3 separate regions of the Mus musculus genome follow, and all the other regions are linked to region 1. Evidence: chromatin loops called from intact Hi-C (ENCODE). Cell type or tissue: left cerebral cortex. All regions are shown on one strand.

Evidence for each region. Peaks named below come from ENCODE experiments on the same cell type or tissue, not always from the same donor. Only the 100,000 strongest peaks of a DNase experiment are listed, where the experiment ranks them.
Region 2: it touches region 1 in a loop (2.2-fold over the local background); 22 of 42 quality-filtered maps call a loop at or near these places.
Region 3: it touches region 1 in a loop (2.1-fold over the local background); 5 of 42 quality-filtered maps call a loop at or near these places.

The regions. Positions count from the first base shown.
Region 1 is chr2:128,947,386-128,949,885 of GRCm38, reverse strand. No RefSeq gene overlaps it. Among named protein-coding and RNA genes, the nearest start is that of Zc3h8, 4.6 kb to the right of the region's middle. In left cerebral cortex, a CTCF peak has its summit at 1,497 (motif pointing left); a DNase peak (open chromatin) is centred at 1,483.
Region 2 is chr2:129,064,637-129,067,136 of GRCm38, reverse strand. It overlaps Vinac1 (vinculin/alpha-catenin family member 1), which reads left to right and starts at 1,228. Exons shown (of 11, transcript NM_001370941.1): 1 at 1,228-2,000. It overlaps Ttl (tubulin tyrosine ligase), which reads right to left and starts at 1,190. Exons shown (of 7, transcript NM_027192.2): 1 at 834-1,190. The coding sequence starts at 990. In left cerebral cortex, a CTCF peak has its summit at 1,088; DNase peaks (open chromatin) are centred at 566 and 1,156; H3K4me3 peaks cover 1,802 bases; H3K27ac peaks cover 1,394 bases.
Region 3 is chr2:129,196,647-129,199,146 of GRCm38, reverse strand. It overlaps Slc20a1 (solute carrier family 20, member 1), which reads right to left and starts at 374. Exons shown (of 11, transcript NM_015747.2): 1 at 155-374. In left cerebral cortex, a CTCF peak has its summit at 1,171; DNase peaks (open chromatin) are centred at 479 and 792; H3K4me3 peaks cover 1,406 bases; H3K27ac peaks cover 1,514 bases.

The sequences.
Region 1 (2,500 bases):
CTGAGGAGTTTGCGCCTAAGGTCTGCTCAGGGCACCATCCCAGACTGGAAGGAATTGTGCCATTGGCGGGGTGGAGTTCACATAGATCCTCTGGGTGTTGTGGGACCGGCTGCAGTGTTAGCACCCAAGGTCTGGAAAGTTCTTGCTTGGTGACAGAGGTATCTGGTGACATGAGGCAGTTTCCTTGCCAAGTAAAAATTATCATCCAAGTGTTGCAGAAACCGCAAGGTTTGGGGCCAGTCAAGGTGACCCTCAGTGCAGTCCAGAGACTCAAAGTGAGGTATATGAAGCTGCTGCCAGTCTAGCATGACACACTGCTTTAGGTTTAACTTTTCAAATAGAAGTAAGTATATATGGATTCAGAGTATAGCACACCCATAAAGCAACAGTGCTGTCTTCTTTTTGGGAAGTGCCATGTTGCACACATGCCGTGCTTTCGTACAATTAGCAGCACAGTCACTGATTTTCCACGTCGCCATCATCACCCAGAAATAATGTGTCTACGCTGATGCTGCCACAGCTGCAATGTCACGAACGTAATAGGAGTTTTCATCTTCACTGTAAGCCTGTGGGACCAGTCAATTGTGCAGCCTGTCACCGACTAAAGCATCATTACACAATACACAATTGTACTAACACAAACACACATGTTCCTCGTCCAATAATTTTTTTATTGATGGCCTGTGCTTATGGTTGGTATTGTTATACCTTTTTTCTCCGCCCTTTGTCACATTCCCATTGTCCCAAGTTGATCTTGACTCCTTGGCTAGTGTAGTGGGTAGCCCTTGGGGCACAAGCATTGTTGCTTGTGGTAGTGGTTTTTCTGTTTAATCTTAGAACACTGGATTGTTTAGCCCCCACCCTGCCTAAGAAATTGTCCTTCTTTCTAGATACCTTTTTACTAGACCTCATTGTGTGGCTGGGATAACTCAATATTGGGGCTCCACCAGTCACCAGCGTTCCCTTTTGAAACTGTATTTATGAAACACTGTCATGGCTTTTAATAGAAGCCTTCCTGCTTTGGGAATTGATTACTCTAGATTCAATGCCTTTGGATTAGGAATGGTTATCCTCCAACCCCTCTCCCTCCAGATTTGTCACAGGGAAATTTTCGCTTCTCACAGCTGACATATTGTATTTGATTAATGTATAATGTTGTAAATTGACATGCTTCACTGATTCTGGCAAAGTTTTAGACTTTTTGGAAAGATATTTGTCTTTTATTTTTGAAATTCCCAATCTTTCTCTTCTCAGCCTATGATTTTCTTGTTTGTTTGTTTTAGATTTATTTTGTTTGTTTTATGTAAGTACGCTGTTGCTCTCTTCAGACACACCAGAAGTGGGAATCGGATCCCATTACAGATGGTTGTGAGCCATCATGTGGTTGCTAGTAATTGAACTCTGGACTTTTAGAAGATCAGTCATTGCTCTTAACCTCTGAGCCATCTCTCCAGCCCCTCAGCTTGTGATTTTCGATGTCTGGAGCAAGTACTACTGCCATCTAGTGGTAGAAACAGCTTAATGTCTGTTAATTGTAATGCAGAACTGTCCTCCACAGCAAATAGTCCAATCCCAATGACAGTTGTGCTGAAGTTGAAAAGACCACTCTAAAATCTGTAGATGGGAGAAGGAAAATCAATTGTTTTCTGGGGCATCACAAGGGCCCATGAAAAGCGTCAACTCCTATTTATACCCCAGACTCCCACAACAGTGAGAAATGCGGCAAGATTTGTTGGCAATTGCAGGGAACCTCACGACAGAACCTGGCAAACCCTGGGACAAAGTCTTCAAGAGGTTGTCAACCCTCTCATCATGCCAGGCACTTCCTTTTCTCTCATTTTGTAAAATGTCATAAAACTTGACATTTGAACCACACAAGTCAGTGTCATTAGTCACACTCAGACTATTGTGTGCCAGTCACTAGTACTGGTTTCCAGACTTTTCCATCACCCAGACAGAAACTGTCCCACTCTTCAGCATCTGGTATGCCCATTTTACTATCTCTAAAGATCAGAAATTATAGACATCTGCCCTTTTGAGTATGTTTACTTCATTTATTGTACTGGTTAATTTGAGTATGTGTGTGATGGTTTGAGACAGGGTTTCATGTAGCTCAGGTTGATTGTTCTCTCTCTCTCTCTCTGATTTATTTTATGTGTACAGATGTTTTGATTGAATGTGTATTTGTGCACCACATTTACACCCAGTGCCCTCAGAAGTCAGAAGTCAGAAAGGGCATCGGATACCCCAGAATCCAGAGTACAGAAGCTTGTGAGCCACCATGTGGATGCTGGGAATCCAACCTAAGTCCTCTGGAAGAGCAGCCAGCTCTTTGGGATAAATCTACTACATATATATGTGCCCTTTTATAATTATTTGAGAATACTAATATCTTATGCATTTGCATGTCATCTTTTTTGCCCTGCCCAATCTGATTTCCGGTGTCTGCATATCTTTCACTCTATTATGAGCATTTATTTTTATTTTTTATTTTTACTTT
Region 2 (2,500 bases), 120 kb before region 1:
ACGGGACACTACTTTCTGGGGTGTTTGCTAAGGTAGAGATGCCCCCCTCCTCTTCTGTCCTTGAAATACAAATGATCCCACCCCCAAGTGAAATTCTGGAAAAGAACCAGACACCCAGAGAGAGGCAAGCCCTCCCCAGATGACTATGTAGTGAAGGGACCATGAGACCAGGTTCAAGTCTGTGGGATGCTAGTTGAACCCATTAGGACAACTTCAAGATTACGTCATTTAAAAGGGAGTTGCTGTCCCTTCCTACATGAGAGTACGCGAATAGAATGGTACCAAGCCAGTTTCGCACATGTGGATGAGGAGAGCAAAAGTCACCCAAGATCGTGTAAGAAAACATCACTAAATGCAGCTGCAAATGTAAACTTTTGGTGCAGCTAAAGGAAAGGTCTGAAATGGAACAGCTCCCCACGCTCCAGCTTCCCTGGAAGCTCCTGCTTTGGGTAAGTCAGTGAGTTTTCTCCAAATTCCCTGCCGGTTCATCTTGGCCTCCGGGTAACCCAAGCCTCGGCGGTTTCAACTCCCCTTCCACGCCCACACCACACAGAGCTGAATCCTAAGTGGCGGAAAGCTGCAAGATGACTGATGCGGGCCCAGGGAAGCAGGGGAACCAGGCCGACACCCTGAGTGCGGGTATAGGTCACTGTCAGCAGACAGGGCAACCGCACCCAGACTCCGTTCCAAATCCAGCTACGGGTTTAGGTCTTGCTAGACCCATTTTATATCTGCTAAGGTGAGCTCGCGCCTAGGGAAGATTAATGACCTTAAAAAACAAAAGCGCTCGCTCTCCGATTCATGCGCGCAGCGGCCACGAGGGAAGGGCTCACCTAGTCTCCCGAAGGGCAGTCGGTTCCTCTCCCCCAGCATCAGGTTGAACCTGGGGTTGTCTCGCCGTAGCCTCTTCCAGTAGCCGGTGGCCAGCAGCAGCCGGGAGACCTCGGCGTAGACGCTGCTATTCTCGTCGCGCACCACGAAGGTGTACATGGCGAAGGGCAGCGCGCCCCGCAGCCGCTACACGAGTCCAGGGCACGGCGGCCCCGCGTGCACACTGCCCCAGCCTCAGCCTCAGCCCCGCTGTCGGTCTAATTCCAGGGCCGCGCCTCCGGATTACCCTAGTGTCTGCCCTGGGCGCCCGCGCCACCGCCCGAGTGGCGAGCGCCACCCGGACGCCGCGCCCACCCCCAGCGCCCCGCCCACCGCCGGCGCCCCGCCCACGACCGTGATTCCGCGCGGCGCTAAGGGCAGGTCTGCGGGTTGCGGCGGCAGGAGCTCCCAAGCAGGGCCCACCAGGGCCGCCCCGCCACTCAGTGTGTGGCCGGTGACATGGGTCTCAAGTGTGGCTGCAGTAATAGCAAACTGCGGTGGAGAGACCAAGGGAAATAATTCCAGCTGCGCCATAGCCCGCCAATATCCCTTTCCGCCCTCTGTCTGGGTCTTCCACCAAGTTCAAAATCAGATTTGGTGGATGAAACAAAAGATCCAGGCATGGGTGTAGCTCAGTTGGTAGAGTGCTTGCTTAGCCAGCACTGAGCTCTGGGTTTGATCTGGGTGCGGTAAAATCGGACACATGTCAGGAGCCATAATGGGACAAGCTAATAACTAGCAGGTGATCATCCTGAAGTAGCCTGCCTTGGATTATTATATAATCTGCGACAGTGAGCCCTCATTAAGCAAGGCTATGAGGGACTCATTTTAGGAAAGATTCCTGCTGAGATAGAACAAAGGCTGTATTGCTTAATCCTCCCCTGATAGGCTACAGGTGTTAATCGCCTAAGCCAGCAAGCAAGCCCTCAGAAAGAGCAAGAAAGTTTTTAGGACTTTTTAGAAGTTATCATCAGCATTTCAGTATAATTAGAGAGCTAGAAAGCCCCAAGACCCTCAGACGTTAAAGCCATCACCAGAGTCCTTACTCTGTGACTCCACTGCTACCCCTGGCCCGGGCCAGGAGGCTCCCAATGTTCTAATTTGGCACCCGAACAGCGACATTGAATAAGGTAAGTGGACACAGATAGGACTCTTAACTGGGTCTTACAAATCCATTGGACAAGGAGTGTGCAGTTAAATTGTCTTCTGCCATCAGTAGAGGCGGATAGTTGGGGCCATCAGTTCCTGGTTGGGTACCATCAGTGCCCATGTTAAGCCAGGAGCCATCAGCTCTGGCTTTTATTGCCTGCTGCCATCAGCAGAGGCTGATACTAGGTGCCATCAGTGCCTAGCTGTTCTGTTGGAAGCTATCAGCACCCGTCTTAGGTCAGAAGACATCAGTTCTGGGTTGTGTGCATTTCATGGGTATCTCTCAAGATGGGACAAAGTGAATCTACAGATAGAGAGTTCTTTACAGATATTAATAAGTATACTCTTAAGAAAAGAGTCTTAGCTGGGCAATGGTGGAGCACGCCCTTAATCCCAGCACTTGGGAGGCAGAGGCAGGCGGATTTCTGAGTTCGAGGCCAGCCTGGTCTACAGAGTGAGTTCCAGGACAGCCAGAACTATA
Region 3 (2,500 bases), 250 kb before region 1:
GAAGGGCGCGGCGTGCGTGGGGAGGCGGGAGGAGGACAGCAGCGTAGCGGGGTCCTGCAGCCTGCATCCCACCCCCGCCAGCCAGCTCCCCACACCCGAGCCCACTCCAGAGAAGAAAGGACCTTTGCACCACCGGTGCCGCGCCGCCACTCACCAAAGGAAACTGAGGGCCGAACAGAGAGACCAGAAGAACGAGACTGAGGCAGGCTCGAGCCACGGTCGCACAACCCAGGACGGCAACACCGGGCACAGCACGGAGGGACTCTCTACCCACTCGTGAAGCAGCCGCGGGCGCCTCAGCAGGCGAGAGGTGAAAACACGCAACGCGCGCCGGCGGCCATCATATAGAGAGCATGCCGCCGGCTCCTATTTATAGCCGGTTCTGCGCCCCACGTGACCTGCCGAGCCTCGCGCCCGCCCGAGGTCCCGCCTCCGATGTGACGCAACCACAGGCTGGTCGGGCGCGCCTAGCCGGGTGAGCTGGGCAGCGGCGCTGATTGGCCTGGACGTCCCCGGGGCCCCGCCCCCAACGAGGAGCTGGTCCACGTGGGACTGGCTGGCCGCCTCCCTGCAGCCTCGCCCGGGTTATCCTGTCTGCGCTGGCCACGCCGGGTGGCTGCGGGCGGGGACTGTGGGGGAGTCTCGCCCAGACACGCGGGGACTGAGGCCGCCACCAAGGTCGTTCCGAGTTTCTCCCACGCGGGCCCGGGTCAGCTCGGTGGCGACGCGGAAGAGCGGGTGTGCTGAGACTTGCCCTTGGCCGGACCCGATCTGTACCTCGCCCGGAGAGGGTGGAGGGATCTCACGTGGCCACCTCGCTCCCGCAGTCACGCACTTGTGTGAAAACGGAAAGATTCGGGAGTCACGAGGATAGGCTTGCGTTCCCAGCTGTGGCACTGCGCTGAGGGAGAGCCATGGGTCATTAGTTTCCCGGCGCCGGACCTCCGTTTTAGGAGCCCCGGCTATGGCGCAGCGGGGAGGATGTTACTTTGGATTCGAATTCTTAACTCATATTTGCTGCAGTGTGTCACCTTGAACAAACCCTAGGTCTCCTCAAGCCGAGTGCTCTGGAACGAGAAATAATAGCAGAGTGAGAGAGACTGGAGGACGGGTTGGAATTGTGTGTAAAGCACAACAAAGATGCATTTCCTGTCAGCTCATCGGGGCTAGTGGCGACAGGCAGTACTAATTCAGGTATTCTGGTTACAAGTTCTTACCCAGTAAGGAGAATCATATTAGCTAAGATATAAGCATGTGACTGGAACTCAATAGATGTTCAGGAAATGAACCTTCATTTCCTCGTTACTTTTTTTTTTGAATGTGCCTGTTTTAGAATATAGGAAAAGGTTACAGAGGATGTCCTCATCCTGAAAGTTTTCCCATCCCCTTTTGAAATAAAGATTGCTTCCTGGTCCCCTACATGGTATAAGGTTGTAGTTCTGACAATGGATTAGTTCGTTTTATTGCCTAAGCTCAGAACTAACTAGTCACCACTCCTTGGGAGATTTAAGTTATGTGGGTTATAAAGAAACTTAAGAATTCCAGCCAGAAATACCCGGTTTAGAACGCTCTAAAACGCTCTCTGCTCTCCAAAGGTAGGGCAACGAATAGCAGAAACAAACATGTTGTAAATTATAACTTCACAGGAGTGTCCTGTGACCTATAATTTGGTAGACTCAGAATCTCGTATAGGTTATACAGGTCTATTGACCTCAAGGTCATGGCTGGAAAACAACCTTCATGTTCCAGGACACTGACCCCAGTGTGTAATTCTGGCATCTTCAAATGCAACACTCTTTGCCCTTACTTCTTTCCAAGGTCATAAAACATTGAATAAAAGGACTGGTTTGTTAAAAGGTTGTTAGTGTCCTGCCAATTAAAACAATTTTTGAAGTAATTATTTGTGAGGAAATTGCTCATGACTTTGCCCACTGTTTGGATGTGCTTTGCTTCAGTCTGTTGATGACCATGCTTTTGCCTCTTGAAATTGAGACAACCAAGGTGAGCAGCCATGGTGAATAAGGCCCATCCAGGTACAAGAGCAGAATCCAGAGCCAGGTTTGCCAGATGTGAAGGCATCACTGTGGTTCAGGGAGAGTATAGTATTTTGAGACTTGGCTTTATGCTACTTTAGTATCCATGTATTTTCAGGCAGAGACAGATTTCTCTGTCTCTAGAGAGTCCTTACTGTCTTGAAATCAAGGAGGGGGGATGTGATGGTTGGTCAGATGGTTTTAGATTGTCTTGTTTTTTGTTTGTCTTTTGTTTTTGTTTTTGTTTTTTGAGATAGGGTGTCACTGTGTAGCTGTCTGGTTGTCCGGGAACTTACTGTGTAAATCAGGCTAGCCTCGAAATCACAGAGATCCCCCTGCCTCTGCCTCCCAAGTGCTGGGATTAAATTCATGCACTTCTATACTTGGTTACCAGTTTTAATATTCAACTTGACCCACTCTAGAATCACCTAGGAAGAGAGTCTTGGTGAAGGCTTGTCTAGATAGGT